Regions from separate parts of the Homo sapiens genome. Here all the other regions are linked to region 1. A link is a loop called in an ENCODE intact Hi-C map of the cell type or tissue named here. Cell type or tissue: PC-9. All regions are shown on one strand.

What was found. A loop is a pair of places that touch in the nucleus more often than their neighbours do. Peaks named below come from ENCODE experiments on the same cell type or tissue, not always from the same donor. Only the 100,000 strongest peaks of a DNase experiment are listed, where the experiment ranks them.
Region 2: a loop joins it to region 1, with 14 times the contacts of the local background. A loop is called at or near these places in 2 of 110 quality-filtered maps.
Region 3: it touches region 1 in a loop (19-fold over the local background); 4 of 110 quality-filtered maps call a loop at or near these places.
Region 4: a loop joins it to region 1, with 14 times the contacts of the local background. A loop is called at or near these places in 8 of 110 quality-filtered maps.
Region 5: it touches region 1 in a loop (2.9-fold over the local background); 3 of 110 quality-filtered maps call a loop at or near these places.
Region 6: a loop joins it to region 1, with 22 times the contacts of the local background. A loop is called at or near these places in 6 of 110 quality-filtered maps.

What each region holds. Positions count from the first base shown.
Region 1 is chr6:14,742,010-14,746,009 of GRCh38, reverse strand. No RefSeq gene overlaps it. Among named protein-coding and RNA genes, the nearest start is that of LINC01108, 460 kb to the right of the region's middle. RefSeq lists an enhancer at 1,700-2,899. In PC-9, no CTCF peak of the experiment used is centred here; DNase peaks (open chromatin) are centred at 1,829 and 2,459; H3K4me3 peaks cover 1,417 bases; H3K27ac peaks cover 3,508 bases.
Region 2 is chr6:14,928,376-14,932,375 of GRCh38, reverse strand. All of the region lies in intron 2 of LOC105374945 (a long non-coding RNA gene), which reads left to right. Among named protein-coding and RNA genes, the nearest start is that of JARID2-DT, 310 kb to the left of the region's middle. RefSeq lists a silencer at 1,552-1,752. In PC-9, no CTCF peak of the experiment used is centred here; a DNase peak (open chromatin) is centred at 1,725; H3K27ac peaks cover 1,563 bases.
Region 3 is chr6:15,060,766-15,064,765 of GRCh38, reverse strand. No RefSeq gene overlaps it. Among named protein-coding and RNA genes, the nearest start is that of JARID2-DT, 180 kb to the left of the region's middle. In PC-9, no CTCF peak of the experiment used is centred here; a DNase peak (open chromatin) is centred at 2,155.
Region 4 is chr6:14,268,598-14,272,597 of GRCh38, reverse strand. No RefSeq gene overlaps it. Among named protein-coding and RNA genes, the nearest start is that of LINC01108, 15 kb to the left of the region's middle. RefSeq lists a cis regulatory region at 1,550-1,560 and enhancers at 1,483-1,627, 918-2,117. In PC-9, a CTCF peak has its summit at 1,525; DNase peaks (open chromatin) are centred at 297 and 1,297; H3K27ac peaks cover 2,217 bases.
Region 5 is chr6:15,439,515-15,443,514 of GRCh38, reverse strand. The region is part of intron 3 of JARID2 (jumonji and AT-rich interaction domain containing 2); the gene reads right to left. Among named protein-coding and RNA genes, the nearest start is that of DTNBP1-AS1, 100 kb to the left of the region's middle. In PC-9, CTCF peaks have their summits at 1,879 and 2,079 (motif pointing right); DNase peaks (open chromatin) are centred at 214 and 2,114; H3K27ac peaks cover 505 bases.
Region 6 is chr6:14,208,819-14,212,818 of GRCh38, reverse strand. No RefSeq gene overlaps it. Among named protein-coding and RNA genes, the nearest start is that of LINC01108, 75 kb to the left of the region's middle. RefSeq lists an enhancer at 1,095-1,154 and silencers at 1,405-1,844, 2,935-2,984. In PC-9, no CTCF peak of the experiment used is centred here; DNase peaks (open chromatin) are centred at 608 and 1,648; H3K4me3 peaks cover 1,889 bases; H3K27ac peaks cover 1,403 bases.

The DNA.
Region 1 (4,000 bases):
TTTTGTGTATCAATAGTTCACTCCTTTTTATTGCTGAGTAGTATTTCATAGTATGGATGAGCCACCATTTACCTATTGAAGGACATTTTGGTTGTTTCCAGGTTTCGGCACACACATAATCTTTTTCCTTTTTAAAGATCTTTTTCCTCTAGGTTGCTGCTTTCTAAAAGGAACTTTCAGGAAAAGAAAAACTTTTGGGGGAGGAGGATTTACCCATTGGTTCTTTTGCCTAATTAAGGGTTAGGTTCAACCCACAGTGATTGGCAATGTAAATAAACTATTAATATTTTCTTTTCAGAAACAGCCTTGCTTTTGACATCCTGTTCCAATTCTTGGTTGTCAGTAAATGCCCTCCCTGCTTGTCTTGTTTGTCAGTGAATACGTTAAATTTGACCTCTGTGGAGGTGTTCCAATATAAATTTTGATCACGAACAAAAATCAGGTTTAGTTATTTTAAGTTAGGATGTTAATTTAAAGTGACTACATTGTTACAAGAGCTTTGGTGCCTGTTCAGGAGATCCTTAAAGTTATTTCTGGCAAAATGTATTGAAACTAGGGGACTTTAGAACTCAGACCTCAAGGGAAACAGGACAAGCTGAGTTTTAGCTGTTTGACTGGAAGGCTGGGTCAGCAAGCAGCCTCTGCTTAAAAAAAAAAAAACACATGCTCATTTTCCAAATGAGTTTAGGCTCAATATTTTGTTAACCCTGCATATGTTTGAGAGGGAACTCCTGAGCGCTGGCTGGCTGAGCTGGTTTTATCTTGGTTCTAGTAAATTAGTAGATTGGCCTGACATTTTTGGCATGCAGTAATGAAGGTTGTCATAGGTTTCCTTTCTGTGAGCAACTTGGCTTCCTATTATGTTTGAAGATTTCACATATTTGCATAAACTGAAGTTGAGGTGATTATATGGGAGAGAAATAAAAGTGCAAATATTTAAATATTACAGGATATTTTAGAGTCTTTTAGGGTAAAAAGGGGATTTAATATATGTGAAATGGAAGTTTGCACTGGCACATTAAGACTTTCTCTCTCTCTCTCTCTCGCCCAGACTGGAATACAGTGGCATGATCATGGCTCACTGCAGCCTCAACTTCCCTGGCTCAAGGGATCCTTCTGCCTCAGCCTCCTCCGTACTGGGACTACAGGCATGCACCACTGCGTATGGTTAAATTTTTTTTTTTTTTTTTTTTTTTTTTTTTTTGAGATAGAGTCTCTCTCTGTTGCCCAGGCTGGAGTGCAGTGGCACGATCTTGGCTCACTGCAACCTCCACCTCCTGGGTTCAAGCAATTCTCCTGCCTCAGTCTCCCGAGTAGCTGTGTTTACAGGCACATGCCACCACGCCCGGCTAATTTTTGCATTTTTAGTAGAGATGGGGTTTCGCCATGTTGGCCAAGCTGGTCGCAAACTCCTGGGCTCAAGCAATCCTCCCTCCTTGGCCTCCCAAAGTGCTGGGTTTACAGGTGTGAGGCACTGCCCCTGGCCGCCTTCTTTTTTTTAAAGTCCTCAAGAAATTAGAAATTTTGATAATGAAAACAATAATCAGAATCTTTTCTATTTTATGAAATTTCTAGGTCTTTGCTTTGCTGGTAACATTCAATTAACATCTTTGTGAAAGTAAGATTGCCCCTCCAATGCCCCCAGCCTCCTATTCCCCACTTCCGATTTCCACTGCTCCTTAATGTGTGGGAGATGATAATGCCTTGTATACATATAACTTATGCCTGGAGGAACAGAAAACAGTTTGAACACTTTGTCTAATGAGTCCCTAGTTTTCCTCAAGGTAGGCGGAGGAAGGTGAGCTGCACATGGGCCCAGTGGATCTCTGCGTGACAAGCACTGAGTCACCAAGTGAGTCACTGGTGAGGCGGGAGGGAGTGGTCCACCCAGGCTAGCATTCTCAGGCTAGCGCTCTCAGAATGTTTTCACAATATCCCAAGGTCTCCACAAGTGTTTCATGAGGTTACTGTAAGATTCATGTATCTCACAATCAAATCAGAATGAATTCGAAACAACAAAGCAAAAAGACAAAACCACAACCATTTGGGGAGGATTTCTTAGGACACCTTAGAGAACAGATCATTCTAGGGCAGTGTTGTAGCTCAGGAAACTTTGAGACACAACTCTTTTTATCCACCTTCCTTCTTTCTCTTTCCTTCCCCCTTCTCTCCTTTCTTTCTCAATTTCTGATGGGCCCAATCCTGGAACGAGGCCATTTAGGGAGACGAAGTGGGGAAGTACAGCAGCTCTGTTTTCAAGAGAAGTTACTGGTCAACATTCTTGGCCTTCTTTAGCAATACCATGAGCCCACTCTCATCTCACTCTCCTCTCACTATTACTATCATCTAATAATCAGAATTCTTTATTAATCAGTCTATTTTGAACATCTGCTATGTGACAACTGATTACTGCCAATGATGACTCAGGAGTGAAACATTTTCAACTGGCTCTGGATGATTGAAATCCAGATTTTACTGGGTGTTGGTGTTCATGCTAATCCTGGGAAAAGTGAGAACCCCCATGACGTGACTAGCCATGGTAGCAGTCTAATAAACAACGTCTCTCATTTGCTGGTGTTTGTGGATCATGGAGTTCCCAGTTCCAGTACTTCCTAGGCAGTGAGACTTCTAACCATTGAGCCATCTGGAGGCCTGCTGGGACCTGGCCATTAGTGTACAAAACATTGAAGCAATGGTGAAGATGTGGGAGAGCAAGTGATCAAAGCTGAGAAGCAAGACAAAGTGACAGGAACTAACATCTATTGAGCATCTAGTGAGTGCTAAGTATTGGGCTACGGGCTTTAGTGCATGTGGTCTCATTTGTCACTGAGAAATGACAACTGACCAGTGACAGAATCCTCACCAGAAAAGGTCTCAGGTAATGTGGTTTCAGAAGAAACCAGTATGGGTTAGGGTGCTTACACTGGCAATTCATAGAAAATGTAAAAACTTTCCTAAGTGATAAGGACACTTGTTGGCTCAGGAGAGGAGAGGCCAGTGGCTTATTGATGCTTGTAAGCCCCCAGGTTACCTCTATCTCTGCCTATGAGGGTTCACTCGCTCCTGGGGCTTGCTGTCTTTGTGAGCATAGAATGGTTGCCAACACATTAATGCTAGTGCTCCCTTATCTGTGTCCAGAGAGTGCGAGTGAGTGAGAGAGAGCGGGTTTCTAGTACTTCTTCCGGAAAAGCAATGTACCTCCTTCCTAGAAGCCTCTTAGCCATCCCATCTTGTTGCCTAGAACTGGGTGACACGGCCAATCTTCAACTCTAATAAGGAGGATGGAATTACCTTTACAGGTTTAGACTACCAAGGGGGTACTCTGGGAGTTAAGAGTGGGGTCAGTGGGCAACTTGGAAGCAAGGTGTATTCAAATGGAAATCTTGCTTTTGGTAAGAAGGAGCAAGCCCTGAGCTATACAGAAGTGAAATCAGGTTCTATGCAATGATATTTAGAAAGAAATTCATCAAAAAGATGTAAACAATTTCTGCTTTTACAGGGGAAAACAACAATTACCTGGGTTGTTCACTCAAATTTCACTCCTAAGCTCCAGATATATTTGGTAACCTTATGCATTTTAAATACAACAAATCCAAGATGGCAGCCGTCACTGCTTTGTTCTACCTCATCAAATGTGCTCTTCCTACTGGGTTCTCCGGTTTGTTCAATGACACCACCCAAGCATAGACACCCAAGCAACAAATTAAAACCCTTTCTGCCAAACTCTTATACCTGGATATGCCAGGGTGTCTCTGAAGTTATTTGTCATAAAGGGACAAAGCCTAGTTGGCAAAGCCAATGTTGATATCAACATATTTGGAATCACCTTCAAGCATGTTTCAACGTGTCTATGACTACCTGTCTTTTATGTAGATTTTATTTTATTTGGGCCAACTGCAGCATCTAGAACACATGACCTCAAGTAAGCAAGTTTAGTCCTTGCATTTTTCTTCTGGGGCTAACCTGTGCCTGTGAGAGAGACAGCTAAAGTTAAAGGCAC
Region 2 (4,000 bases), 190 kb before region 1:
GCTCACACCTGTAATCCCAGCACTTTGACAGGCTGAGGCGGGAAGATCACTTGAGGCCGGGAGTTTGAGACCACCCTGGGCAGCATAGCAAGACCTTGTCTCTATTAAAAAAAAAAAAAACGAAAAGAAAGAAAAGAAATAAAAAGTCTTTTAAAACATTTAAGATAAATTCTTCGTCTTCTAGTTTTTCTTTTAACAGATGGGGGCTTGCTATATTGCCTAGGCTACTCTTGAATTTCTGGCCTCAAATGATCCTCCTGCCTCAGCCTCCTGAAGTGCTGAGATTACAGGTGTGAGCCACCGTGCTCAGTCCCCCCAAAATCTTTTATCTTCCAAAAGGCAGAGCCTCTCAAAAAAACTCAATTGTCATAAATCCCCTCCCAAGAGCAACTCAGTAATCTCTTCTCAGAGTCTAGAACTCAGCACCACACCCAAACAGATATTGTCATCAAACTCTCAAATCTCTCATCCATTCTCCTAGGAGCCCATTTCTCCTTCCAAAAGTCATTTGCTTTTCCATTAGTGCCCTCTCTCCCCAACCCTTCCTCCAGTAAGTTAGGTACATAGACCTCAAATTCTTTTTTTTTTTGAGACAGAGTCTTGCTGTGTCTCCCAGGCTGGAGTGCAATGGCGCAATCTTGACTCACTGCAACCTCCACCTCCCAGATTCAAGTGATTCTCCTGCCTCAGCCTCCTGAGTAGCTGGGACTACAGGCGCCCATCACCATGCCTGGCTAATTTTTGTATTTTTAGTAGAGACGGGGTTTCACCATGTTGGCCAGGCTGGTCTTGAACTCCTGACCTCAAACAATCCACCCACCTCGGCCTCCCAAAGTGCTGGGATTACAGGTGTGAGCCACGGTGCCTGGCCAGTAGACCCCAAATTCTAACCACCCCTGTGAGTTGCTCCTCACTGGGTGCTCTCATATGTAAGGAAGATGCACAGGTTTACAAACTCCTGTTGGTTTTTCTCTCATGAATCTGTCTTTTATCAGCTTAGTTTATAGGGCACTAGTCAATAACCTAGGAGGGTAGAGGTAAAAAGGTTTTCTTCCCATACACCTGTGTCCTTACTGAGACCTCTCTGTGGCTTGGGAAGTCTTTGAGAACACCAGACAGCAGGCAGCACAGCCCCTGGCTCCCAGTAACCTGCCAAAAAGATTTGGTGAGTCCAGGCATGGTGGCTCATGCCTGTAATCCCAGCACTTTGGGAGGCTGAGGCAGGTGGATCACCTGAGGTCAGGAGTTCAAGACCAGCCTTGCCAACGTAGTGAAACCCCGTCTCTACTAAAAATATAAAAATTAGCTGGGTGTGGTGGTGGGCGCCTGTAGTCCCAGCTACTCGGGAGGCTGAGGCAGGAGAATTGCTTGAACCAGGGAGGCGGAGGTTGCAGTGAGCTCAGACCATGACACTGCACTCCAGCCTAAGTAACAGAGTGAGACTCTGTCTCAAAACAAAAACAAAAACAAAAACAAAAAACTCAAAAACAAAAAACAACCCAAAAAGATTTGGTGAGTAAATAACAGAATATCTTACTCTGAGTGACAGCATTTAAATGCAAGTGGTCCTAACCAATCTGTGTATTAGTCACTCAGGGCTTCAGCTGAGATCTGTAGAGTGGGTGATGGGGTTTTGGAGGAGAGGAAAGGGCATTTTGGAGGGAGGGGTTGAGTCTCTGTGTGCAGGTCTTGCATTGTTGATTTAAGATGGGGTGTGGGGCCCAGTTGTATGCCTATTCAATGTATTAGTAATTCGTCAGCCACACCTAACTTTGTGGTTCTAGGTGTGTCTCTTCTAACCCACTCACTGGGCCAACCAGGGGCCAATCAGCCTTTTTCTTATCTGGTATTGGCACCAGGGAATTATAAGTCTTTAAAGCCAAGTGCTAAGTTTCCAGGGTTGGGGCCACTTGGCTACCTCCGGGAGGCTGTGATTTGAATCTTATATCTGATCTGCTATGGGTTCCTCCCCTGGCCATTCCCAGAAGGTAAACTTTCATCCTCTTCTGCTGACTTTTCCTTATGGTTTTGTCCTGCTCAACTGCCTGCCAGTGTCAACTCCTAATGCCTGCTTTCAGATATTTTGAAGAATGGGACTTCAACAGGGCTTTCTCCTATCCTGATCCAATTGATACGCAATCAGTTGATGTATTATTAAAGGATTTTACAGCTGCAAAGGGTTGGAGATCATCTTAAAGGGAGATTTCTGGGGTTAAAAGTTGACCTGGTACTGGCTGGGCGCGGTGGCTCATGCCTGTAATCCCAGCACTTTGGGAGGCCGAGGCAGGTGGATCACGAGGTCAGGAGATCAAGACTATCCTGGCTAACACGGTGAAACCCCGTCTCTACTAAAAATACAAAAAATTAGCCGGGCGAGGTGGTGAGTGCCTGTAGTCCCAGCTACTCGGGAGGCTGAGGCAGGAGAATAGCGTGAACCCGGGAGGCGGAGCTTGCGGTAAGCCGAGATCCCATGATGGCTCTCCAGCCTGGGCAACAGAGCGAGACTCCGTCTCAAAAGAAAAAACAAAAGACAAAAGTTGATCTGGTACTTATTTCAAAGAATACACGTCATTATTTCTAAATGGCCCTTGCATTTTACAAGAAAATGAATCTGTGCAGTGGTTATTGTGGAAGAGGATGTACCTTTCTTTTCCAAGTGCTTGGGGTGGATTACCTGTCCTGGGAAGACAGCTTAGGGTCTTCTGTTTGATAGCATCCAGCTTGGAGGGAAACTAGGGACCCCTTAACATGGGAGTCGGAGGTGACTGCAAGAGGTCACACCAGGAAATTAAATAATATACTAAATAGCACAGCAAGAAGGCAGTATCTTTCAATTCCCTTTTATGCCCACTGATTAGATCAGAGAGCCTCAGCTTAGTCCTAAAATGTCTTGAACACTTCTCTGACACCAATTCTTCTTCTCCTTTTCTATCGGCTTTCTCTTCTTCTTCCTCATCATCGTTCTTCTGGTAAGTAAAGAGGGAGCAATTCCCAGGCTCTCAGCTTTCAGGAGCTTGCTGGAATCTAGAACATTTTCTCCATTATGTTTATTTTTCTGGCTGCCTTGTGTTTATGGCAAGTGACATTGGTTTTTCCCTTCCCCATTAGTGTTCAAAATTTGTACTTAACATCAGAATATTTAAATATAAAATGTGAATTGATTTAAAGATGAAAGTGGCAGGTAGAATTGGATGTGGCACACATTTTGAAGGTGGTATGTGGATGACCATTTTTCCTGATTTTTCCCAATTCTAGTATCCTCTTGCCCATTAACCCATCCTTTTTTGAGAAGATTTCATGTCAGTTTCTTCTCTTTTGTTCTTATCTTCTTCACCACCACCTTCTGCTGCTGGGAGATTTCCAGTTTTTGTTGTTGTTGTTGTTGTTTTTTAGATAGGGTCTCCCTCTGCCACCCAGGCTGGAGTGCAGTGGTGGGATCATAGCTCACTGCGCCTTGACCTCCTGGGCTCAAGGGATCCTTCTACCTCAGCCTCCCAAGTAGCTGGGACCACAGGTGTGCCCCACAATGCCTGGCTAATTTCTTATTTTTTGTAGAGATGTGGTTCTCTCTATGTTGCCCAAGCTGGTCTTGAACTCCTGGCCTCAAGCAATCCTCCTGCCTCAGCCTCCCAAAGCTCTAAGATTACAGACCTGCGCCACCTCTCCTTTGCAGGCCACGCCCACTCTTTCTCTAGTTTGCCAGAGTGTTCAGGTGAGCAACAGGGACAGGAATATCAGCAGAGGCAGGCATGTCTCTTGCTTGTCTGATACTTTTTTTTTTTCCCCTGAGACAGAGCTTCGCTCTTGTTGCCCAGGCTGGAGTACAATGGCATGATCTCGGCTCACTGCAACCTCCGCCTCCTGGGTTCAAGCGATTCTCCTGCCTCAGCCTCCCGAGTAGCTGGGATTACAAGCGCCCACCACCATGCCCAGGTAATTTTTTGAATTTTTAGTAGAGATGGGATTTCACCATGTTGGCCAGGCTGGCCTTGAACTCCTG
Region 3 (4,000 bases), 320 kb before region 1:
GTCTCGATCTCCTGACCTCGTGATCCGCCTGCCTCGGCCTCCCAAAGTGCTGGGATTACAGGCGTGAGCCACCGCGCCCAGCCAAATCTTAGAAAATTCTGTCATTGATTTTATTTTTTCCTGAAAAGTGAAAAAAGACTCTGACTGCTCAATTTTAATAGCGGAGTATCTTTTGAAACAATAACGTGATAATAAATTTGCAGCTGCGTGTGGTGGCTCATGCCTGGAATCCAAGCAATTTGGGAGGCTGAGGTGGGAGGATTGCTTGAGCCCAGGAGTTTGAGACCAGCCTGGGCAACATAGGGAGACCCTGTCTCTATATTGAAAAAATTTTTATTTTAAATATAAAAAAAATAAGTAAGGGCTGGACTCAGTGGCTCATGCCTGTAATCCCAGGACTTTGGGAGGCAGAGGTGGGTGGGTTGCTTGAGTGCAGGAGTTCAAGACCAGCCTGGGCAACATGGTGAGACTCTGTCTCCACTAAAAATACAAAATAATTAGCCTGGTGTGGTAGCGCTTGCCTGTAATCCCAGCTACTCAGGAGGCTGAAGCAGGAGAATCACTTGAACCCAGGAGCTGAAGGTTGCAGTGAGCCTGGATTGCGCCACTGCATTCCAGCCTGGGTGGGTGACTCTGACTCTTTCTCCAAAAAAAGAAAGAAAAAAAGAAAGTATATTTGAGAAGTATTATCCTAACAAATAAGTATTCCAGTATAAGTGATATTCTGACCTTAAAAAATAATATCTCTTCTCTATATGGGCTCATAAAAAATAATAAAAATACTATGACATTTGTATATCATCTTACTACTTACATGGAACTACCATATTGATTCTATTATTTGACCCTGAAAAGTAATGTCAGAAGCAATTATTATAATTATAACCATTTAAATGATGAGGCAAGTGAGAATGAGTTAGATTGTTCCCAGGCGTGCATCTTATTGGTAGAAGAGTTGGTGGACAGGCCCAGATCTGCCTTCCAAAACCCCACATGTAGGCTGGGTGGGGTGGCTTATGCCTGTAATCCCAGCACTTTGGGAAGCTGAGGTCACTTGAGCCCAGGAGTTCAAGGCTGCAGTGAGCTATTATTGCAGCACTGCATTCCAGTCTGGGTGACTGAGTGAATGAGATCCTGTCTCTAAAAAAGGGAAGTGCGTGCATGCGCGTGTGTGTGTGTGTTGAGACAGGGTTTCACTCATGCCACCCAGGCTGGAGTGCAATGGCACCATCTCGACTCACTGCAACCTCTGCCTCTGAGGCTCAATGGATCCTCCAACCTCAGCCTTCCAAGTAGCTGGGACTACAGGCTCATGCCACTGTACCTAGCTAATTTTTGTATTTTTCATGGTGATGGAGTTTCGCCATGTTGTCCAGGCTGGTCTCAAACTCCTAAGCTCAAATGATTGGCCCACCTCTGCCTTCCAAAGTGCTGGGATTACAAGCATGAGCCACCACACCCGGCAAGCTTCAATTGTGCTTCCAGGGCTCTTAAAGTATCTGTAGACCCAAGATGTCTGGGGGTGGAGGTGTGTGAGGCAGGGCCAGGAGGTAGCACCTCTGATGGGCCATGGTGATAAGATTGAGACCAGGGGAGGAATTAGGCCACATGCTAGCCTCTGGTCTCTGGTTGACTTTTCTTGTTTCATTTGCCCACGGCTGGTTATCCCAACTGCCTCTGACAAAGATTTTTCAGCGACCATAATCAGGCTGATCCCACAAATAAGCTCAAGCTAAGAATAAATGCAGCGCTGGGGAACATGAACATGAACATGAGCATTAAAACCAGGATCATAGTCACCACAGGCCCATAGTTCCATATCTGAAATCCTTGGAGCCACATGGCTTTCAGGACTCAGGGTGTTACCTACCACTGCTGGTGGACTCTCCTGCAGTATTGTGCAATCAAGCATCTTACTATTTCTGAAGCCAAAGGATAGATATGCACATGGAATGAGACAATGTCTATAAATAGGCTCATGTCAGTTCAGGCCAGGTCAGGCCTTGACATGCAATGAGTTATGTAGTAAGTTGTGGTTTGGGGAGCTTCTTGAATTTCAGCATTGTGGATAAGGAATAATAGACCCTTATCCGTGTAATGCCATCGTCACGCCATTTTCTCCTCATTACTCATCTCAAAGACAAAACATCTTCTTGCTGGAGTTCACAATCGCTAGTGTTCGATTCCTTAGAAGGACATGTGATGTCATCATTCTTGGGATGCCTCTTAATATGGGAAGGCCCAGTTTTTGACCCTGAAGAATTACCTTTAGATGTTCAGCTTAGGGAAGTGTGGCAAATGAGCAAGTTCTCAAGAACGGTTGGAATTTTGTAGACTGAGGGGCCTGGGCGGAGTCCCTCCATGTGACAGCTGTGGCAAGAGCAGGTGTTCACTTTCTATAAGGGACGGATCAGGGAGACAGATGGACTGCAGCACAAGCTTTGTGCCGGGAAGTCATGATTTGAGCTGGGTGACAGGCTGCCAGGATTATAAAATGAAGGGTTTGGGTTACATGTCTTAAACAACAAAAAATCACTGAAAGTTTTTGGGCAGAGACTGATGGAATAAAAATGAGTCCTAAGCTGGGCATGGTGGCTCATGTCTGTAATCCCAATAATTTGGAAGGCTGAGGTGGGAGGATCTTGAGTCCAGCAGTTTCAGACCAGACTGGGCAACATAGTGAGACCCCATCTCTACAAAAAATAACAGGACATGATGGTGCATGCCTGTGGTCCCAGCTACTCAGGAGGCCGAGGTGGGAGGATCGCTTGAGCCTGGGAAGTTGAGGCTACAGTGAGCCACTACTTCACTCAGCCTGGGAAACAGAATAACACCCTGTCTCAAAAAAAAAAAAAAAAAAAAAAAGGCAGCCAGGCACAGTGCCTCACACCTGTAATCCCACGAATTTGGAAGGCCGATGTGGGCAGATCACCTAAGGTCAGGAGTTTGAGACCAGCCTGGCCAACATGGCGAAACCCCATCTCTACTAAAAATACAAAAATTAGCCAGGCATGGTGGCACATGCCTGTAATCCCAGCTACTCAGGAGGCTGAGGCACGAGAATTGCTTGAACCGGGATGTGGAGGTTGCAGTGAGCCAAGATTGGCCCACTGCACTCCAGCCTGGGCGACAGAGTGAGACTCTGTCTCAAAAGAAAAAAAAAAAAAAAAAAAAAGGAAACTGCTCACTGTTTGCTGAATTTAGCAACCTGGCCCAGCATTGGAAGCTCTGTTCTGCTTTGTCCTTTGCCTGAAATGCCCTTCCCGGGCTCCCTCCCGGGTGTGCTCCCATTCATCTTTCAGGACTCAGCTCAAATGTCACCTGCTTTGTGGAAGGTCTCCTTGGCCTCCCTGGGGAGCACTCACTGCTCCTTTCTCTATGCCTTTGCAGGCACCTGAGGGCACTTCTCTCATTTCACTGTGACTTCCTCCAGGGCAGGCTCTAAGTCTCTTGTTTTTTGACTGGCATGTGGCACAATTCTTGGCCCCCAAGAGTGCTAAGTAATTGTTAGCTGAATAAATGCCGCTGATATGTCTTCTATCATCTCTTAATATTTTCTCAGTTCCCTATTTTTTGTTTGTGTTTTAAAATGGATCATATCTATGTAATGGGAATGGTAAATCTCATGTGGGTTAAATTTTAGGACATAAGAGTTATCATCAGCTTCCAATAAAGAACCATGGATGGCTGGGTGTGGTGGCTCATGCCTGTAATCCCAGCATTCTGGGAGGCTGAGGTGGGCAGATCTCTTGAGGTCAGGAGTTTGAGACCAGTCTTGCCAACATGGCGAAACCCTGTCTCTACTAAAAATACAAAAGTTAGCTGGGCATGGTGGTGGGCACCTGTAATCCCAGCTACTTGGGAGGCTGAGGCAGGAGAATTGCTTGAACCTGGGAGGCAGAGGTTGCAGTGAGCTGGGATCGTGCCACTGCACTCCTGCCTGGGTGACAGAGTGAGATTCCACCTCAAAAAAAAAAAAAAAAAAAAAAGAAAGAAAGAA
Region 4 (4,000 bases), 470 kb after region 1:
GGGTTAATAATTGCAGGGCTAGCCGAGCAGGAGGACAGGAGATATTACTACTCAAATCAGCCTCCCTCAGAACTCAGAGGCTATGGATTTTATAGATTGTTTGTTAGGCAGGGGGCTAGGGAATGGGGGCTGCTAATTGGTTGGGGATGAATTCACAGGAGTATGGAAAATGGTCCTCCTGTCCTGAGTCAGCATCTTGGTGGAGGCCACAAGACTGGTTGAGTCATGAGTCATGGGTCCAGGTGAAGTAAGTCGCCAGAATGCAAAAGTCTGAAAACTATCTCCAAAGGCCAATCTTAGGTTATACAATAGTGATGTTATCTATAGGAGCAATTGGGGAAGTCACAAATCTTGTAATCTCTGACCACATAATTCCTGAGCAGTGAGGAATTATAGAAAAGCAAGCTAGGAACAATGGCGGGTTATTGTTTAACTGTACCTACATTTTAGCAGAGTTCAGGCCCCTCCCATAACCATAATCTTTTAAACTTTTATTAGTTTTTCAAAGGTGGTTTAGTCCCTTAGCAAGGAGAAGGTTAGTTTTTGGGAAGGACTATTATCATTCTTGCTTCAAAGATAAACTATAAGCTAAATTCCTTTCATGTTTAGCTTGGCCTACACCCATGAACGAATGAAGACCAACAGCCTGTGAGGCTAGAAGCAAGATGGAGTTGGCCACACTAGATTTTCTCATTGTCATAATCTTTGCAAAGGAGTTTTAATCTCTAGCTTCCCTTTAAGTTCAAGGTTGAGGTTGCATAGAATAACTTGAAAAATTGGCCTATTATTCAACAACCTTTGTGATAAAGATTACCCCAGAGGGTGTGACCTTAACTCTGAAACATCCTATTATTCTAACAGAAAGGAGTTAGGCTCTTAAACCTGCTCAGTAAATGCCAGATCCAAATATTCTAGGAGGTGCATAGATTTGGTTACCTGGCCTCTCCTCTTGTTGAGTATCTGCTGTACTCCAATTACTACATCCATTTAATCACACTGTGACCGGACCCCACAGTCCAATCACAAGAATGAGTGGTTGGCAGTGTTATGACTAGGCTGTCCCAAAAGCCCTAGTTCCAAATTTACCAGGCAAGGAGAGCAGCAGGAAGACCAGCTGCAGAGGGGATTGACTTTCTTCCACTTGGTCAGGAGGCCGGCACCTTTGAAATTCAAAGGCACTTCCTTAAAGCCAAAAAAAAAAAAAAAAAAAAGCTAGTCCGGGTCCTTCTGATCAGGGAGGATGTGGAGGACGGGTGTGAGTCAGCTCTCCAGGCAGCTGCTGTGAGCTGATGGAGCTTGGGTGGAACCCACTGAGACACCGCACTCCAAAGCACCTACCGCCCAGTGTGGCTAGTGTGGGAATGCCAGTGCATGCCATCCTGCCTTGGGCTTCTCCAAATGAGTGACTGCTTGGCACCAAAGGCAGCACGTCACCCACTGGAGGGCTGAGAGGCAAAGCCACAAGCGATGACAGGCCCTAAAGGAAATAGCGTCACCATAAGCCAGACTGGAACCTTACCAAGGGTGCAGTCTGGAAAAAAAACCCAGATGCTGTGTCAGCTCAGCCACACCCAGCCACAGGAGAGCTGGAAAGGGAAAGATTACCTAGAGAGGTGGGGCAGCTTGGCGCTCTGCAGGGGAGAGAACCAACATCAGGCTTTGCGTTGACCTCAGTAAGAGCTTGTCCAACAAACAGGCCTTGAGTAAGGTGCACCCAGGTTGGAATGTGGGTCCATGACTCCTGATTGTGTGGCCTTGGCCAAAGAGTCTTGGCTCTCTGAGTCTCAATTTCCTCAAAAGTGACAAAAACAAACTTCAGAGAGTCACTGTGAGGATTTAATGAGACAATATGTGCACACACACACACACATGCCCCTAGGACAGTGCCTGACACATAGTAGGTGCTCAATAAATGTTAGTTCTTTTGTCACACCCTGCATCCTACTCATTCATTTGTGAAACCACTCGGAGCAGAGATCCCTGACAGAAAGACCTTCATTTATAGGATAAATGTACTAAGTTCAAGTCTGAATCCTACCCATCCATTTAGAAGCAAGAATAGAAATAGTAATTCCACAGGCCGCCCAGATGTGTGCATCCTTCCTTCCCAATGCATCACTGCTGGTTTTCCCCAGCATTCGCCAGTGCAGTGGAGACCAGAGTTTCAGAGCCTTCCACACTGTCCACTGAACAGCCCCACCCTTGCGCTCAGGCTTTCCTTTCCTATAGACCACCCTGTGAGAGTCTTGGTGAGCCCTGGTCTTCTTTCTGCGCATGGTGTGCCTCCTGTTACCCTCTTCATTCTCACCTCCCTCATCCCCCAATCCTCCCCTCCAGGTCCAGGCTCTTTTCACCTGCTAGGAAGCTGACCTCCTGTTGTCCACCACAGCTCCTCCCCCTTGGTGGAGCCCAAGCTCTCACTCTCCAGGGAATTCTCCATATTGACATTGCCCATCAGGGAGGTCTTGAAATTACATCTCATTTATGTTTCCAAGTGTACGCAGAGCCCATGACTGCCTTCCTTCCTTTCAATCTTTCCAAAATTAAAAAAAAAAAAATTATATATAAGCAGCACAAATCACCTAGCAAACCATGTTAGCAGGAATCTGCGATTCCTTTTTACTTAGACACTGCTGGTGTATAAGTGGATCCTTAGAAAAGGAGAAAGCTAGGGAGTGTCAGGAGGAAGAAGTTGCCCAATTCTCTGCACATGAGAACATCTAGAAAAAAGTAGAGTGGTAGAGTCCTTCTCCCCACACCTCTCCTCCAGCCTGTGAGCTTTGTCTCACTAAAGAAAAGGAGTGAGGGGTGAATAGGAAAGCTACCTTGGGAAGCCAGGGAAGGCAGGCCCCTCTGTCTCCACCCCAGGCACCTCACTTGAAGCCCTGAGGGAAATGAAGCTCTCTGTTTAAAGAAGCAGCATTTCCTCCACCTGCACCTCAGCTATCAGTGAGGGAAGAGAAGCAGCACAAAGAGTTGCAAATTCCCCTCGAGGTCAGGCAACCTCTAGCTTACACCGGGGCAGCTTCCTCAGCTCACTGCCATCCCCCTACAGCAAACCAGAAAATTGAGTGTCTCTCTTTGAGGCTGCCATGGTCCCTGCATGTGAATACACCCAATAGGAAGCCTATCCATTAATGTGAGATTGTGTCCTGTGACCTGGACATAAAATGGGAATGGTGGCATCATTCCAAAATGGCAGATTTGGCACGAGCCTTGGGCCTTGGTTCTGCCACCATTGTTATAATAGACAGAGGTGACATAGGACTGGGTCTCACCTCTTGGTGGATCAAAGGGTTTATTCTTCACTGCTGTTGGCCAAGGGCACATGGGAGTGTAATGGGCTAAATGGTGGCCCCCAATAAGATGTGTCCATGTCCTAAATCCCAGAACCTGCAAGGGTGACCTTATTTAGAAAAAGGGCTTTGCAGATATAATTAAGGATCTCGAGATAAGATCATCCTGGATTATCCAGGTGGGCCCTAAATCCAGTGATAAGTGTCCTTATAAGGGTCACAAAAAGAAGAGACTCATGGAGAAGAGGAGAGGCCATGTGAAAACAGAGGCAGAGATTGGAATGGTGCAGCCACAAGCCAAGAAATGCCTGGGGCCACCAGCAGCTGGAAGAGGCAAGGAAGGATCCTACCCTGGAGCCTTTGGAAGGAGCATGGCCCTGACAACACCTTGATTTTGGACCTCTGTCCTCTAGTACCACGAGACAATAAATTTCTTTACATTAAGTCCCTATGTTTGTGGTAGTTTGCTACAGTAATCCCAGGAAGTTAGCACAGGAGTAGGACAGATTTGTCCATCAGAGATTTGCCCATCAAGAGTCCTCTTTTTGCCTCCACAAACACCCCTTTCTTCTACCTCCTCTGCTCTGTACAGCTACACAGGTCCCCGAGTCTCCAATAGAACTGGAAGAATTGTGAGATACTTTGAGGTATGGTATGTTATTCAGTTCACTGCGTATGGAATTAAAGCATGAAGCAGTCCTTTT
Region 5 (4,000 bases), 700 kb before region 1:
TACTACCACCTAGCACTTTAGAAGGTGGAGGGGAAGGTGAAAAATTCATTCATATATATTTTAGAAAGATATCACAATTCCAAAAATCCACTCCCCTACTCCCTTAAAGATTAAATAGTAGCAATACAATCTGTAATCTGCATTTCCTTCCACTTAGCCCTTCCAATGAGGAGTAACTCATTTAGGCAACACGTTAACTTACTTCAGAACTGTGAGTCACCCTTAGGAACGCTGACATAACTACTTAAAAATATATTCATCAGCTCTATCCATGAAGAAGCCAGCCCAAGGACAAGGCAAGCCTTGCAAATCCAAACATCACCACCACATCAGGAAGACACCATTCTTGCTCGCAGACACTTCACTCCCTTGGAATACTAAAGTGGAAAACAGGCATCAGAGAGAAAGGTGAATCTTTTTTTTTTTTAATTCCAGGGAAGGATTAGGGGGGTAGGAAAGAGGAGGAAAAAAATTAAAAAATCGAAGATAATAGCACTAAATATCTACAAGATATGAACTTTTTCCCAAATAAAACATGACTTGGTGCATATAAATCTCAGGTAGCTGGTGACATCCTGCACAAACAGTATGAAAAGTAATATGCAGTACAGTTTTTTATTCAATTAATAAAATTATTCAATTATGTTTCTTGAAATCTTCTATGGCATCCTGAAATGTCAGAGAACCAAGACTGCCTGAAAATCATGACTGTCATGATCAAGGAAACATCTGACATTGACTTCTTTTGTGTTCTAGAAAGCAACCGTGTCAAATTTGAGAGGGATCATCATTAATCAACAATTAAAGTGGCAACAAAGCCCTTTTGTTCTGTCAGTCACAAATGACACAGTTATAGTTTACCACCTATGGAAGGCTGTCTGCGCCGCCATCCCCACACGGCATAACCCCGTTGTTATGAGGGATACAACTCCAAGCCCAGGAGGGAAGAGCCACAAATACTCTTCTCGTCAAAGACTGCTGGTCTCAGGACAGTCTCAAGCAAAAAGCAGATAGATCTTAAGGCAGAAGGGACTACATAAAGACAGTAAGAGTCAGAGTAACACATGCAAGTAGCTACAGAATCCAGCCAGGATCTGGCCAAAATAATTTCTAATAGGCTGTTGTAGTTACAAGGAGTGAACAAATTATCTAAGTACATTCAGTTTTAAAAGCCTAGAAGAGCGAGTTAAAATGTTAATTTGCCTTTCTACTATCTCTCGATGGGATTCCCTATTTAGTTTTTAAAATATCATTTCAACAAAAACCCTAGCAGTCTCTCAATTTTAGATTACTCAACACCCAACTGCAAATTGCCAGAACTCTCCTGGCAATGGGCATGTTTGGAAAGGCAAAGGGAATGACCCTGTGAGGCGAGAATCCTGTTTTACTTCCTTTTTTTTTTTTCAAAATGCAAGAGAAATATAAGAAGAAATTGTATTCTACAATGCTATACAGCTTATTAAAAAATAAAAATCCAGGCCAGGCGTGGGGGATCACCTGAGGTCAGGAGTTTGAGACCAGCCTGACTAACATGGTCTCTACTAAAAATATAAAAATTAGCTGGGCGTGGTAGCAGGCGCCTGTAATCCCAGATACTCAGGAGGCTGAGGCAGGAGAATCACTTGAACCCAGGAGGTGGAGGTTGCAGTGAGCCGAGACCGTGCCATTGCACTCCAGGCTGGGCAACAAGAGCAAAACTCCATCTCAAAAATAAAATAAAATAAAATAAAAATAAATAAATAAAGAAAATCCAGTGGAATGCTTCTAAGATAGCTGCAGAAACTTCCCACCAGAAATATCATACCAGATGGAGTTGTGCGGTAGGTGAGGTCCTAACCATCCATTCAGCACACGACAGACCAAAGCACAAAGGCGGCACTCAGAGTGTCCTCTAAGTCCCAGAAGGACCAGAGTGGGCTCTGGCATCTTACATGTCCTCCCTCTCATGCAGTAAGTTCACTAACAGAAATTTTCTTCATTTAAAGGGTAACAAATAGAAAAGGGATCCCAGGCAATTTCCCCACCCACTGCAAATCTTATGAAGTAGCCAGCATGCACCAATAGATGGCAATAGCGAGTCTTTACACTCCAGCTGTGGGATCACCCCTAAGGGGAAAAAAAGGAATGCTAAATTATGACAAGCACTAGTATTAGCCAATTTTTAGGACCTGCACTAAAATCTGGTGCCAGTTAAGAACCCAGCCACTATTTACAGAAAGTAGGTCTATCAACGCTATTAGTAATACCATCTCACCCCTCCAACTCATTACACCCCAAAGTTCTTGTATGGAAAACATCTAGGAATATACAATCCAGCTATTTTAGATCCCAAGAAACATGGCTAGAGATAAAACACACAGCATCTAGCCTTTTTTGGTGAGTATCAGAAAACCTACATTTTCTGATTATCACATTTTCTGAGTATCAGAAAACCCACAACATCTAGCCTTTTTTGATAAGTATCAGAAAACCCACATTTTGGGGCTCTGACAGAAATTTATTTAGTTGCCTGGACCTTAATCATTTGTGATTTTCAAAGTATGGGGCATTACTTAAACTATCACCAACAAAAATGCGGAGTGAAGTCTGCTCTGTAAGAAAAGGATTCACTATAACTGACACATTGTCTCTGACAACATTTGTTAAAAATGCCTAAGATAAGGAAACACAATCATAATTTAAAAAATCTGCTAATAGCTAATGAACTTTAGGAAAACTAATTCTCCTCCACCTTCTGACTGTTTGAGCTCTCTGATGCTGAAACAACGGCACATTCTCCCACTTAAAAACCGGAGCTATTACAGACACAGTGTCTGAGCATCTATGTCACTGGCTGTAGTAACAGTTCTAGAAGACACATTAGTGGAATAAAAATTTAAATACAACCCAAAGAAACTGTGCCAATGGAAAGTGGGCAACAGGGCAAGGTGAGCAAATCAACTTCCTTTCTAACAATACCCAGAATATCCCTTAAGCAGCCTTAAATTTTTCCCAACATTCAACACTGCACATGGTACCATATTTCAGGCCACAAAACAGAAACCAAATGGCATCACTGAATCAAACCAAAGGGAGGGACCTGAGGGGCTGGGAGGCAGGATGCAAAGGGGTCAGCCCAAACCTTCCAACTCACAATATTCTACCTCGATTACAATCTTAATAACCATTCCATGACCTCAGACACCTCGCCTCAGTACAACATGAAAGTCCTCCCAGTTTTTATCAGCCAAGGACCAGTCCGCTGTTGCAAGCTGTGAATCCACCTGATGTCAAGAATGTGCACTAAATTGAAAGAGGTCACATATGTAGACAGCGGCAGTGGACAACAGATGAGCAGTGAGTATCTGCAGGACATACATGTTCATCTAATTGCGTACGGCTTAAATGAACCCTCAAAGGGTCGGACGAGAATATCTTCTGACTACATCTCAAGTCAAAACGTTTCCAAGAAGGTAAAGTCATTCTCTCTGATTCACAAGGGGTCTTGATGTCAAGTATGTTATCTGTGTTTCAGGCACGGAACCAACAACACTCTGCTAAAGGTACAGCATTGCTGGTTTAACACATGTGCCTCAGAGTTCCTTTCCAGAGACAACATGCTTGCATTTGCTGTGACATTATAAAAGTACTCTATGGGTTTTTAAGGCTTTGAGCCAAGCCAGTAGCAGAAACTCCCAGGGGTGAGACTGGGAAGAATGAGGAAATCAAAACAAGCCCTTCTCCTCATCCAATGAAGCTGGCTTGTTACCCCTCTTCTTTAGCATTTTAACTCCATGACAATTTCTGATCCCCACTCAGTTTCCGGAAACATCCTGAGAAAAGAAGTCCAATCTCTTAAACAGGACTCAAGATAAAAACACCCAAGCTGTGTGTAATTCTGAAGGGCTAAAAGACAAAGACTTCCTGTTCAATTAAGTCCTTCATTAATCCCTCCTGCTTAAGCCCATTTTCCTTGTCTGTAGACAGGAAATGATAAAGCCACAAGGTCAGCCTCCTTCAG
Region 6 (4,000 bases), 530 kb after region 1:
GCTCACCTCGCCCCTGTGGGGGGATGTGGGTCCACCCTGCCTCTAGGGAGACTTAGTGCATGTATAACTCACTGGCTCTTGGAAGAAGAGGTGGCTCCAAATACCTCCTTCTCTCGCCACTGCAAACAGCCGTCTGCTTTGCAGGTTGCATCTGTCCTTACACCTCCCAAACTCCAGGAGACACCTAAAGCTCTTCAGGGAGTTCTCTGGAGCCCAAGTCATTTATCTTGAGGTAGGTGGAGAAGCAAAACATATAGACACCTCTCTAAAAAGAAAGACCCACTGCTGGCCTCTCCTGCATCCTTAGCCTCCTATCGTATCACCCCAAGGCGAGGCTGGTGTCGGTCCCTTAACAACACCCCAGAGAGGGTCTATACCTCACTTGAGAATGGGGGTGGGAGTTGTTTGACCCATATATTGTTCTGTGTTGGGGTCTCAGCAGAAATTCCAGCAGTCACGAACACAGAGTCCCTTTGAGTGTCCTGTTAGGGGCTGGAGTAGGCTGGGGGCATCTTTGGATATTACCTGGAGGGCAGCCCAGTGTGAAAGGCCTGACTACCAGGGAATGGAATCCGGGCTTCGTGGTGTAGACAATGGGCAGGCAAGGTGTGTTTCTCTTTCCTTTTCACATGTAGGTAAGTGCAGCCCCAGTTGCTGGACTTGCCTTCACATCCACGGACCTGCCCTTTCCCAGGGTCAGCTGGGTTCAAAGGGCTCTCAGAACGTTTTCTTTAAAGGAAAAATGGAGAGTGGCAAACGCGTGCCTAGGTGGGAGCAGGGAGTAGAGGGGGGCGGTTTAGATAGCAGTAAGGGGACATCAGACCAGCTACAAGCCAACAAGGAAAAAAGTGACGTAAGGAAAAAAATCCCAGGGAGCAGAGAGAAAAGTAGACTCCCCAATGCCTCGCAGTAAATGAGGACGCCTGGCGCCTGCGGCGAGGTCAACTGAGGTCAGACGAGCTTATCTCTCCTGTCCCGGGAATTAAGGGCATCCTGGGGACAGCTGCAGAGCAGGAGGCTCCCCGTGCCCTCCTCTTCCTAAGCAAGTCAGGATCCCAAGAGGCGCGTGCGGGGAGGCCCCTCCGAAGGGCTGCTGGCTTGTGTCTTCCACCAGCGCAAAGGGAAGCTATCGGTTGCTTCTGCAGTGAGGCAAGCTCAGCCGGACGCCCAGAAGAGAGACGAGGTGTCGCTGTCGGGGTGTCTGCCTGCCTCTTTAGGATCAATTATTAGCGTACAGATCCTAAAACAAAACAAAACAAAACACTCCTGAAAACATCGACTTGCCTCAGTGACAGGCCCCAAGTTCGGGACGCCAGGAGACGCCAGCGGGGCTGTGAAGTGCAAATCGCCCCGAGGCAACCCGAGAACGGGAGGACTGTCACCAGCCCGCCAGGAGAGTGCGATGCCCCGGTCCGTTCCGGAGCAGGGAAACTTTTGCGGGAGGCTGCGCTGGCACCGGCCGCCTGGCGCGGCTCGCGCGGACCCGGGCGACGGGACACGCAGCGCGGCACTGCCACCTTGTGGGCATCGGCGGCAGCGGCGCGGCGGGGCGAAGCCGGCGAGGCGAGCGACCCGCGGCTCGGAGCCCGACGCCGGCCAGCGAACGCCCGCAGGAACGCGCCGGCCGAGCGGGAGCCCGCGGGGGCGGGGCGCGCGGCTCCGGTCACGTGGGTTAGCAACAGGCAGCAGCCAATGAGAACGCGAGTCAGGTGGTGCGTGCGCCCGCCGCGCGCGGGAGGTAAGGGGCCCGGGAGGAGGCGTGGGCGCGCCACGGGCCCGGTGGGACCGCGGGTGGGGAAGTCCAGAAAGCTTGCTCTTCCCTGTCAGGAGCCGCCTGCCGCAGGCGGGATGAACGAGAGCTGTAAAATGGGACTGTCCCATTCCCACGCTCCACGGCTGCGACCCCTGTACGGGGCAGTGGGCGGCGGCGCGGGTAGGAAGCAGGCGGGGAGCGACGCGGAGAGCCCGATTTGTCCCTCCTCCAGCCACTTGTTGCTTATCCATGGGCCTGGGACTGCCATTTGGATCCACACAGGGGAATTAAAACAAAAAGAATAATGAGGCTCCTGGCCGTGGCGGGGTGCGCATTGGCCCTCTTGCCCTGCGTGTAGCAGGTGGAGGAGACAGGCTCCATCCTTAGAGCTTCCCAGAGCCCAGGGTTGGCCTGAAGACACCAAAGCAGAGGACAGCCAGGAATTGGGTCAGAAAGAAAAAGCTTCGTTGGTTTTAATTATTTTAAATAGAAAAGCCACATCCAAAAGTACCAATAATGATTTTTACAGTAAACCCACTATGTTGACATAAACCAGCCCACCCCTGAACGCACAGAAGACCGTAGCACAAACCGTGAGAGGCGTATTGAAGGACTGGGGCAAAATCAGGACCGACAGGCAAGCGTGGTTTCCATCAGGGTCTTACTCCTCTGGCTTCCTAGTTTAGGCAGATTTCACCCTGTTAATAGGGTCCGTGGATCGGTCTCTCTTTCTCTCCTCTCTCTCTAGCTCTCTATCTCTCTCCCTTTCCACCTCGTGTTTCATTCCTTTGAAACAAATCCAGGGAGCAGATGGCCTCAGAAGGGTATCTAATCCATGCCTGGCCTCGAGGCACGTACTATAAGCTGTGATACCGTGCTAAGGTGTTATTATAGAGACAAAAATATCTCAGACTGCAGGATCTAGCCATCCTATTCTTAAAGTTCCCTAGGGAAAGATGTTGTACAATATTCTTTGATAACCTACTACAAATGCTAACCACTTTAAGTACAATATAAGAACCTTCTGATCCTAGGTTTTATTTGTTTCTATTTAAACTCATTCAGGGTCAGGCTACCCAGAGGGCAGTTGAACACCTGTCCGGTGGCTTATGGGAATGCCTTGCACGATGTGCACTTCCCTCCACCAGGATCAGTGTGTCTGCTGACACTGGGGACCATGCCTGAGACATAGGTACAATTGGGCTGTGCCAGGGCAGCTCAGAGAAAGTGATCCACTCTGATTCAGACCCTGCCAGCTGAGTTACTTACTTCCCTTACTTCCTTTTTTTTGAGATGGAGTTTCGCTCTTTTTGCTCAGGTTGGAGTGCAATGGTGCAATCTTGGCCTACTGCAACCTCCGCCTCCCAGGTTCAAGTGCTTCTCCTGCCTCAGCCTCCCGAGTAGCTGGGATTACAGGTGCCCACCAGCATGCCTGGCTAATTTTGTATTTTCAGTAGAGACGAAGTTTCACCATGTTGGCCAAGCTGGTCTTGAACTCGGATCTCCAGTAATCTACCCGCCTCCGTCTCCCAAAGTGCTGGGATTACAGGCATGAGCCACCGCACCCGGCCACTTGCTTCTTTTAGAGAGCAGGCTTTGTGCACCTACCAGTGTTGAAATACACTACCTTAATGGTTATGCTTCTCCAAATTTGATATAGTATTTGATTTTTAAATGTACCATACTCTTGAGTTCCTGACCAGTACACTGTTTGAAGGATGTCACAAGGACGTGCATTTGAAAGTCTGAATCCACAAATATGTATTGTGCTCTAATTGCCAGGCCTGGGCTTAGATACTGGGGATACAGCATTGCAGCAGGGAATTTGCAGAATGAAATGGAACCGTGAAGAAAGGAAATGAAAATAAATCACCCTGTTTCCATAGTCACCTCCCCCACACTAGTGGACTATTCTCTCTTAATCGGCTCCCTCAAACTCCTGCCTCTAGGACCTTCATTCTCTCTGACTTCTTTGATCATGGAGCAGTAAGATCACCATATGTTGGATATTGTTAAATAACATGATATGTTGGGAAAAGTCATGCACTAGGAATGAAAAAAAAACATACAGCTAGCTTCAGCCCTGGCTCTGCCACTTGACAAAATCCATAACTTTCTACAAAACTTTAAGATCTGAATCTTGGAATCTTAGTTTCCTAATCCCTAGAATGGAATAAAGAGTCTTACTTGGCAACTCCACAGGTTCAAGATTCCAGGCCTCAGTTTTCTCATCTGTAAATTGAGGGG